Regions from separate parts of the Homo sapiens genome. Here region 2 is linked to region 1. A link is a contact called in ENCODE Hi-C or POLR2A ChIA-PET data. All regions are on one chromosome and are shown on one strand. Each heading gives the region's core, a stretch centred on a gene start or an enhancer-like site at or near the end of the contact. The rest is flanking DNA. Distances are from core to core; before and after follow the strand shown.

Region 1 (3,820 bases), core at 253-2,752:
CTGCATTTTGTGTAGAAAGTTTATTATTGAATGGGTGAATTTCTGAACATTTTTAAGCTTTGTCATGAATTCTATAAGTAGGTTTTTAAAATTCATGGCTGGGCGCAGTGGCTCACACCTGTAATCCCAGCACTTTGGGAGGCCAAGGCGGGCAGATCACAAGGTCAGGAGTTCAAGACCAGCCTGGCCAACATGGTGAACCCCATCTCTACTAAAAATACAAAAATTAGCTGGGCATGGTGGTGCGTTCCTGTAATCCCAGATACTCAGGAGGCTGAGGCAGGAGAATCGCTTGAACTGGGACCCGGGAGGTGGAGGTTGCAGTGAGCCGAGATCACACCACTGCCACTCCAGCCTCGGCTACAGAGCGAGACTCCGTCTCAAAAAAATAAAAATAAAAAAACATTAGTACTGGATCACCATTGCTGTACAGGTTGATTTGTTTCCAATGAATTTATAATCTTAAAGACAGCTGTAATTGCGTTGGGTAGCTTTTCTAGATTAAGGAGAAGATATTGGAAGTTTGTCGCGTATGTTTCCTTCAGGAATCCTATGGTAGCCATGGGGTAAGTACTCTGAAATGAGAGCCCCATCTCACACCGAATCTCAGCTCCCCAGTGTTGTCTCCTTAGGGGGCTGTGGAATTGCTCTGCTAGCTCATCCACACGGTTGCCTAGAGTGGACTTAGCAAAGCCATGCTCCCATGCCTGCATGCAGTCAAGTTAGTGGGCACACTTTCTTGAAGGGGTTTGGAGAGTGAGGTCCTTGATTTTGGGAATAAGTCCCACCGGCTGTCTGAAACTCATGTTGAAATGCGCCCTTATCCTGACTGTATTTCAGCGGCACATGGTCCAGACACTCTCCATTTGGGTGAACAATCTGGAGGACATGTATTCACCTTTCAACTTTCAAAAAAGAGAATGGAATTTCCTAATTTACTTATTTTTCTAATAGTTCCCCATCTTGTTTTTCTCAATTGTTACTAATTCTTCTGCACCGGGCTTCAGATTTCACCAATTTTTTTTTTTTTTTTTTTGAGATGGAGTTTCACTCTTGTTGCCCAGGCTGGAGTGCAATGGCGTGATCTCAGCTCACTGCAACCTCCACCTCCCGGGTTCAAGTGATTCTCCTGCCTCAGCTTCCCGAGTAGCTGGGATTACAGGCGTGCACCACCACACCCGGCTAATTTTTTGTATTTTTAGTAGAGACAGGGTTTCACCATGGCCAGGCTGGTCTTGAACTCCTGACCTCAGGTGATCCGCCTGCCTCACCCTCCCAGAGTGCTGGGATTATAGGCGTGAGCCACCGCACCCGACCAGATTTCACCTATTTTAAGCAAACTTTAGTTCCTAAAGATATAATAGTTGAGAAGTTTAGAAATTTCTGGAGGATTAAACTTTGCAGCCCATTGAAATGACAGGTGAAGGTTAGCCTGTGAACTAAAACAGAAAATGAGAATGTTTTAAAGTTTATTTTGGAGTAGCGCGTGGCTCAGTCCCAGCTCAGAGGCAACTGTCTTTTGTGTGAAAACAGTAATATGTAAATCACTTACTTGCAAGAAGACTACAGTGAAGTTCAGAAGAAAATAATCCCAGTTCCTTTTTTGTTACATCACCTCTGCCTCTGTATTTGAAAGTGAGGTATAGCCTGTCCCCATTCTGCCAGAAATGACTGATGTTTGTGAGGCTGAAATCCTGAGCCAGGAGAGGAGTGATTTCTTGATCTTTAACAGGAGCATTTAACAAAGTAACAAAATTTTTTCCTTAATTGACTAGTTCTCTTGAATTCAGACAAATCCTTATTATGTGTGGTCTTGTGACTTCTGTGACACTTTAGAAGCTTTCCTGGGTTCAGTATGGATTGGGGACTGCCTGCTACGCTGACCGGGCCACCTGGAACCCCTTTGCCTGGGGCCTGGCTCCCGGCTGTGATGACCCAGATCGCGGTTGTGTGAGGGCCTTTCCGAAGCATGGGTGGGGGCTGTACTCTGCTGTGAGGTCGCGCAGGGACATCGTGCCCTGGGTTCCTGGATTTTCTAGTCCCTCTCTTCTGATTTTAAACTTCTCTTTGACTTTCTACTTTCTAGTGTTCTATTGTCAGCAGATCTCTTGCTTCCTAAGAGAGCCTAAAGGAAAAAATATAGAATCCTCCCCATTTTACTCAAAAGTCAGTTTCTTATATTCTTCTCGATCTTGATTTTTAACTTCCTTTGATCCCTGATCTTTTTCCCAAAAAAATCTTTTTTTGGAGTTTTGCCCAAAAAGCCTGTTTTTGAGAAAGTACCGAACATTGGCAAAGCAGCCTTAGTTACTTGGATTTTATCCTGACTTCATTATATGCATGAACTGGGAGGTGACATGTCATCAGTGTCAATAACAAATGCTGTAACTTGGGGGAGACAGAGCCAACCTACAAAAATTAAAAATCTGTAATAAACACCGTGACAGTCAGGAAGCGTGTCTTGTTCACCAGTGCATCTGAGGACCCAGCACGGTCAGGCACAGAATGGGTACACGGCGTCTTCTTGAGTAAATAAAGGGATGAGGGAATGAATAGATAAGAGAACCCCCAGTCGGTAAGCTACTCTTTTGATAAAGAAGTAGCGTCAGAATGTTGGGTTTAAAGAAATAGAGAAGGAGCTCATACAAAAGGATAGAGTGGGGGGCGGTTACGGGGGAGGGGGCGCAAAGAGTGAGGAGATGAAACCACAAGAAGATTAGTCTGGAGAAAGATGGAACATTTCTTCCTCTGCAATGACAGAAAAGGAAAGGAAGGATTTGAAAGGAATGAAAATCGAATCCAGCACATTTTCAAACTGTGATTCTGAGAACCCTCGGGTTCCAGGGAGGGACCTTGGGGTGACTGGGCATGGCCTGCGGAGGTGACTTGGTAGGGCCAGTGTCAGGCAGAGCATTTCAGCAGGGTCTACTTTATGTAGAAGTCTCTCTTGAGATGTCTTTTTTTGGGGGGGTGGGGGGAAAGGAGGATGAATTTTACTATTTAAAAATTTGAAAAACTAACATAGTCCAAAATGCCCGCTTTGTAGATTAGAACACTAAGATCTACAAAGGTGTAGAGGTTGGCCCCAAACAAATGTCCTTGCTCCTGTTACCAGTACCATCCCTACTGCCCCATGTCCCTTACACAGTCCGCACAGCCCAGCAAAAAGCACAGTTGCTGGTGTTGGTTTTGCTCATTGACTACCTCCCACCAAATGACTTAGTATTTCTGAACCGTCGGATCTACACACCGTGGGAATTACGCTTTTCAATACAGCTTCTAGGACTGGATTGTATCCAGGGGTAGGATTTCCCATGAGAAGACCTTATATCTGATGGGATTCAAACAAACAAGTTCTCACTTGTGTTTCTTAGTGTATTCATTGAGCAAACACATATTAAGCCTCTTCTCTTTCCAGCAATAACAATAAAGGTTGCTAAGCTAGTGCTCTTGCTCCGTGAAGTTCTGCCTTCTTAACCATTTATGGGATTTACTCAGATTTAGAAGTGCTATTCTATTATTTTTAATTTACTTATTGCTGACTTGAAGCTCATACACTATTTTTAAAAGAAGTATATATTCCAGATTCACAAATTTATTGTAACTCTTATGATTCTTCATCAGTGTCTTCAGACACAGACACAAATTCAGCTGCACTCCTAACCCATGGCAGTGAAGTTTCTCTTTTCTCTCCTCATGCCCTGAATCCACTTCCCATAGGGAAGCTGCTTGTACTACATCTTGAATACCAGTTCCCACAACCCTGCTTCTGTAACTGGCGGGAATCCCGAGAGCTCCAGCATGAATCCCTCAGGCCTCT
Region 2 (3,820 bases), core at 1,321-3,820, 150 kb before region 1:
TTACTGTCATGAAGATACATTTATATTCCCAGGAACAGAGACAATTTCATAATCACACTGTGAGGAACACAAATGGCTCCTTCTGTTCATTCAACAGGGAGGTGATCCCAGTGTTTCTGGAGTTCTGGGGCGAGACTTCTGGCTATGAATCCTGAATACTCCCTCTGTAGGAGTGAGTAATTCCAGATACCTTTACCTTAATCTCTTGGGGCCATGGGAAAGGACAGTCCCTACTTTACAGGATTTGCATGAGTGAGGTAATGCATGCAAAGCCCTAGCAAAGGGGCCTCGTTCACAGAACGGTTCAATACGATATGGTTGTTGCAAAGCATTCATTTTCTCACTCAAATACGCGGAGTGTCCGCCCTGTGCTGTCCTTGGTGCTGAGGACACAGCCTCGGACCTGACAAAGTCAGCAGCTTCTGCAGAGGCTCAGCGTCCACAGAGAACACCACACGTGAGTGAGAACAGAGACGGGAGTACTGAGCAGCGGCAACTCCTACGAAGATAAAACGGCAAAACGGGCCACGTGCAACAGCTCACACCTGTAATCTCAGCACTTTCGGAGGCTGAGGTGGGCGGATCACCTGAGGTCAGGAGTTCAAGACCAGCCTGGCCAATATGGCAAAACCCCGTCTCTACTAAAAATACAAAAATTAGCCAGGCGTGGTGGTGGGTGCCTGTAATCCCAGCTACTCAGGAGGCTGAGGCAAGAGAATTGCTTGAACCCGGGAGACAGAGGTTGCAGTGAGCTGAAATCATGCCACTGCACTCCAGCCTGGGTGACAGAGGGCGATTCCATCTCCAAAACAAAAACAAAAACAAAAAATTGGGCAAAATGGCAAGAAATCACAGGGTGGGGCAGAGCATGGTGACTTGAGAGGGAAGGGTTAACCAGGCGAGGCTGAGACAGGAGCGTCTAAGTGGGGCTGGTGATGGGGCAGGTCCTCTAAGGCCAGCTCAGGGGCTCCATCCCTGCCGGGCAGAGCTGCAGAGCACCAGGGCTGGCGGGGACCTGAGGGGCCCTTACAGGAACCCCGGCACTGCCTTGTTTTTAGGATCTTCCTTAGCAAATATAGTAAGGGACACATTTCCACTGTAAATCAGAAATAAAAAACTCTAAGAACCCCACCCATCTGAACGGACTTTCTCCCTAGCCAGGGCTCTTTTAAAATTTAACCTCAAAGGCTGTTTTAGGCCATGATGGGAAGTGGGGATCGGACGTGCCTCATTCTACCTCTCTGGCATCAACATCGACACAGGCTTTAAGTCTGATAGGAAACATTTTATAGCCTGTTCTCTCGGAAGCTGCCACCTGAAGTTTCCTCTGCAATAAGAACTTGAGTCTCCACGGTCCTTTTTCCTAACCCAGGCATCCCTTTCAGTTGATCTCAGGTCTTTAGACAAATTCAACCAATTGTTAACCAGAAAATGTTTAAATTTACCTACAGTCTGGAAGCCTCCTGCTTCGAGTTGTCCCCCCTTTCTGGACCAAACCCATGTATTTCTTAAATGTATTTGATTGATGTCTCATGACTCCCTAAAACGTATAAAACCAAGCTGCGCCCCGACCACCTTGGGCACATGTTCCCAGGACCCCCTGAGGGCCGTGGTCACTCATATTCAGCTCAGAATAAATCTCTTCAAATATTTTACAGAACTGGACTCTTGGTGGACACCATGTAGAGGCCCTGCCACACAACCATCAGCTGAGCAACGTCATCGCCGTTTCAGGGATGAAGGTTTGAGCTAGAGAAATGAGTGACTTCCTAAAGACCCTACTGCTCCCGAGGAGTGGGTGAGGACGAGAAACCGGACTCAGTACTTCCCAGCTAGTCTCTGTCTGCTTCCATAGGCTGCCTGGCTCTGGAGCATGTCTGATTAGTGTTCTGGGGGGCACACTGGGTCATAAGGCTCTATAAGTTCCTTCCTTAGCCTTCGCTGTTCCCACTAGCAGGAGCTAAAGGCGACTGGTGGGGTGCCCTGTTCAGCCTCTGCTTGTTGGAGTGCTGAGACAGACACAGGAGGGGTGATGGAAATTAGGACATCAGATTGCTCCAGACAGGCAAAAGCTGAAATGGCCAGGAGGACAGGAGCCCCTAACACCATTTCCTGCGGTGTGGGGCATGCCTCTAGTCTGCAGGGAGCACCCATGGCAGGCGTGATGGCAGCTGGAGTGGTAGCGACGTGAGTGTGGGGAACCGTGTGGCATTCTCGGGCACTCCCAGGTGGCCAGAAGCTTTGTGCAGTAAACATCTCCTGGAGCTGTTCTTGGTGCCAATTATATGCCAAAAGGAGGCAAACAAAACCACCACCAAGCACCTGGAGCCTGACCCCAAAGGGCAGCCTTCACCTGTGCCGTATTCACCAGACCGACGTTCCCCCAAATCAAATTCCCTATCTAATCATAACACTTTCACACCATGGAAGACACTTAAAAGAACACGCATGATGACACCAAATGCTGGGGAGGACGCAGAGAGGAGGAGCCCTCACGCTCTGTCATGGCATCACACGTGCAGCAGCTCCACACAAAACTAACTGAGCCGAGAGAAATAAAACTTCCTGTTCATACAAAAACCTGTTCATTAATACTTACCGCAACTGTAGTCATAATCGCCAAAAACAAGGAAAAACCCAGATGAGCTTCAACAGGCAAGTGCTTAACAAACCGTGGTGCGTCATGCCATGGGATATCCCGCCGCAGCAAAGAGGAACCAGCCACTGACCAGCACGCATGGTGGCTGGAACCCAAACTTGAAAATGAAGCAGCAACTCAACCTCCAGGGAATCAAGCCGAGTAAAGAACATCAGTTATTAAAGGTTACACTGTGGGTGATTCCATTTATAGAACCTTCTCCAAATAACAATACAGAGATAGAGTACAGATTCGGGGTGGCCAGGGGCTAAGGCCTTGGAGGCGGAAGGGAGGTGGCTGTGGTTATAAATATAACATAGCACAAGGGACCCAGGGTTGGAGTTGTTCTGTGTCTTGACTCTGGTGGTGGCTACACGAACCCACACACACAATAAATGGCACAGATGTCAATGTTCACACACGAATGCATATAAACAGGAGGAATCTGTGTAAGTTCAGTGGGCTGTATCAATGCCAGTTTCCTGTTTGTGATACAGTACCATAGTTATGCAGTGTTACTATTGGGGAAAACTGGCTGAAGGATACACGGGATCTCTCTGTTACTCCTATAACTATATGTGAATGTACAACCTCAAAATAAAAAGCTTAAGAGAAAAAAGAATATGCAATAATATATTGGATAACAAAATGGAATTCAAGCAATACTTTGAACAACAGAGGCAAAATCAGAGCAAATGGCATTCCAAGGTAGATCTGAGGATAGTTGAATTTGCCTGTTTAATATCAACAATTACTTTCTTACTTTCTTTTTTTTTTTTTTTAGACGGAGTCTCTCTCACCCAGGCTGGAGTGCAGTAGCCTGATCTCAGCTCACTGCAACCTCCGCCTCCCAGATTCAAGTGATTCTTCTGCCTCAGCTGCCCAAATAGCTGGGACTACAGGCACGTGCCACCACACACGGCTAATTTTTGTATTTTTAGCAGAGATGGGGTTTCACCATGTTGGCCAGGCTGGTCTCGAACTCCTGACCTCAGGTGATCCACCCACCTTGGCCTCCCAAAGTGCTGGGATTACAGGTGTGAGCCACTGCACCCCACCTTCAACAACTATTTTCATAAGTCTATGTAGGTATGATGCAATTTAACATTACAATCTAATAATCAGTTCCCCATGACACACACCCATGTGGCCTGTCTTTGCATACAGTGTCTGCACAAGGTG

Evidence for each region. Hi-C counts contacts between places; a loop is a spot of excess contacts on that map. ChIA-PET counts read pairs that join two places held with the same protein, here RNA polymerase II (POLR2A). Pooled maps may share reads with other maps.
Region 2: a loop to region 1 is called in a pooled map, with 3 times the contacts of the local background. The contact joins two enhancer-like sites. A Hi-C loop is called at or near these places in 2 of 50 pooled maps. POLR2A ChIA-PET finds 5 or more read pairs at or near these places in 2 of 52 experiments (activated B cell and activated CD4-positive, alpha-beta T cell).

What each region holds. Positions count from the first base shown.
Region 1 is chr2:3,402,214-3,406,033 of GRCh38, forward strand. The region is part of intron 3 of TRAPPC12 (trafficking protein particle complex subunit 12); the gene reads left to right. Among named protein-coding and RNA genes, the nearest start is that of TRAPPC12, 24 kb to the left of the region's middle. Within about 2 kb of position 1,503, at least 2 of the 41 ENCODE cell types and tissues checked have a DNase peak (open chromatin) inside an H3K27ac peak, as active enhancers do.
Region 2 is chr2:3,251,786-3,255,605 of GRCh38, forward strand. The region is part of intron 4 of EIPR1 (EARP complex and GARP complex interacting protein 1); the gene reads right to left. Among named protein-coding and RNA genes, the nearest start is that of EIPR1, 120 kb to the right of the region's middle. RefSeq lists a silencer at 313-607 and enhancers at 2,694-2,743, 2,754-2,883. Within about 2 kb of position 2,571, at least 3 of the 41 ENCODE cell types and tissues checked have a DNase peak (open chromatin) inside an H3K27ac peak, as active enhancers do.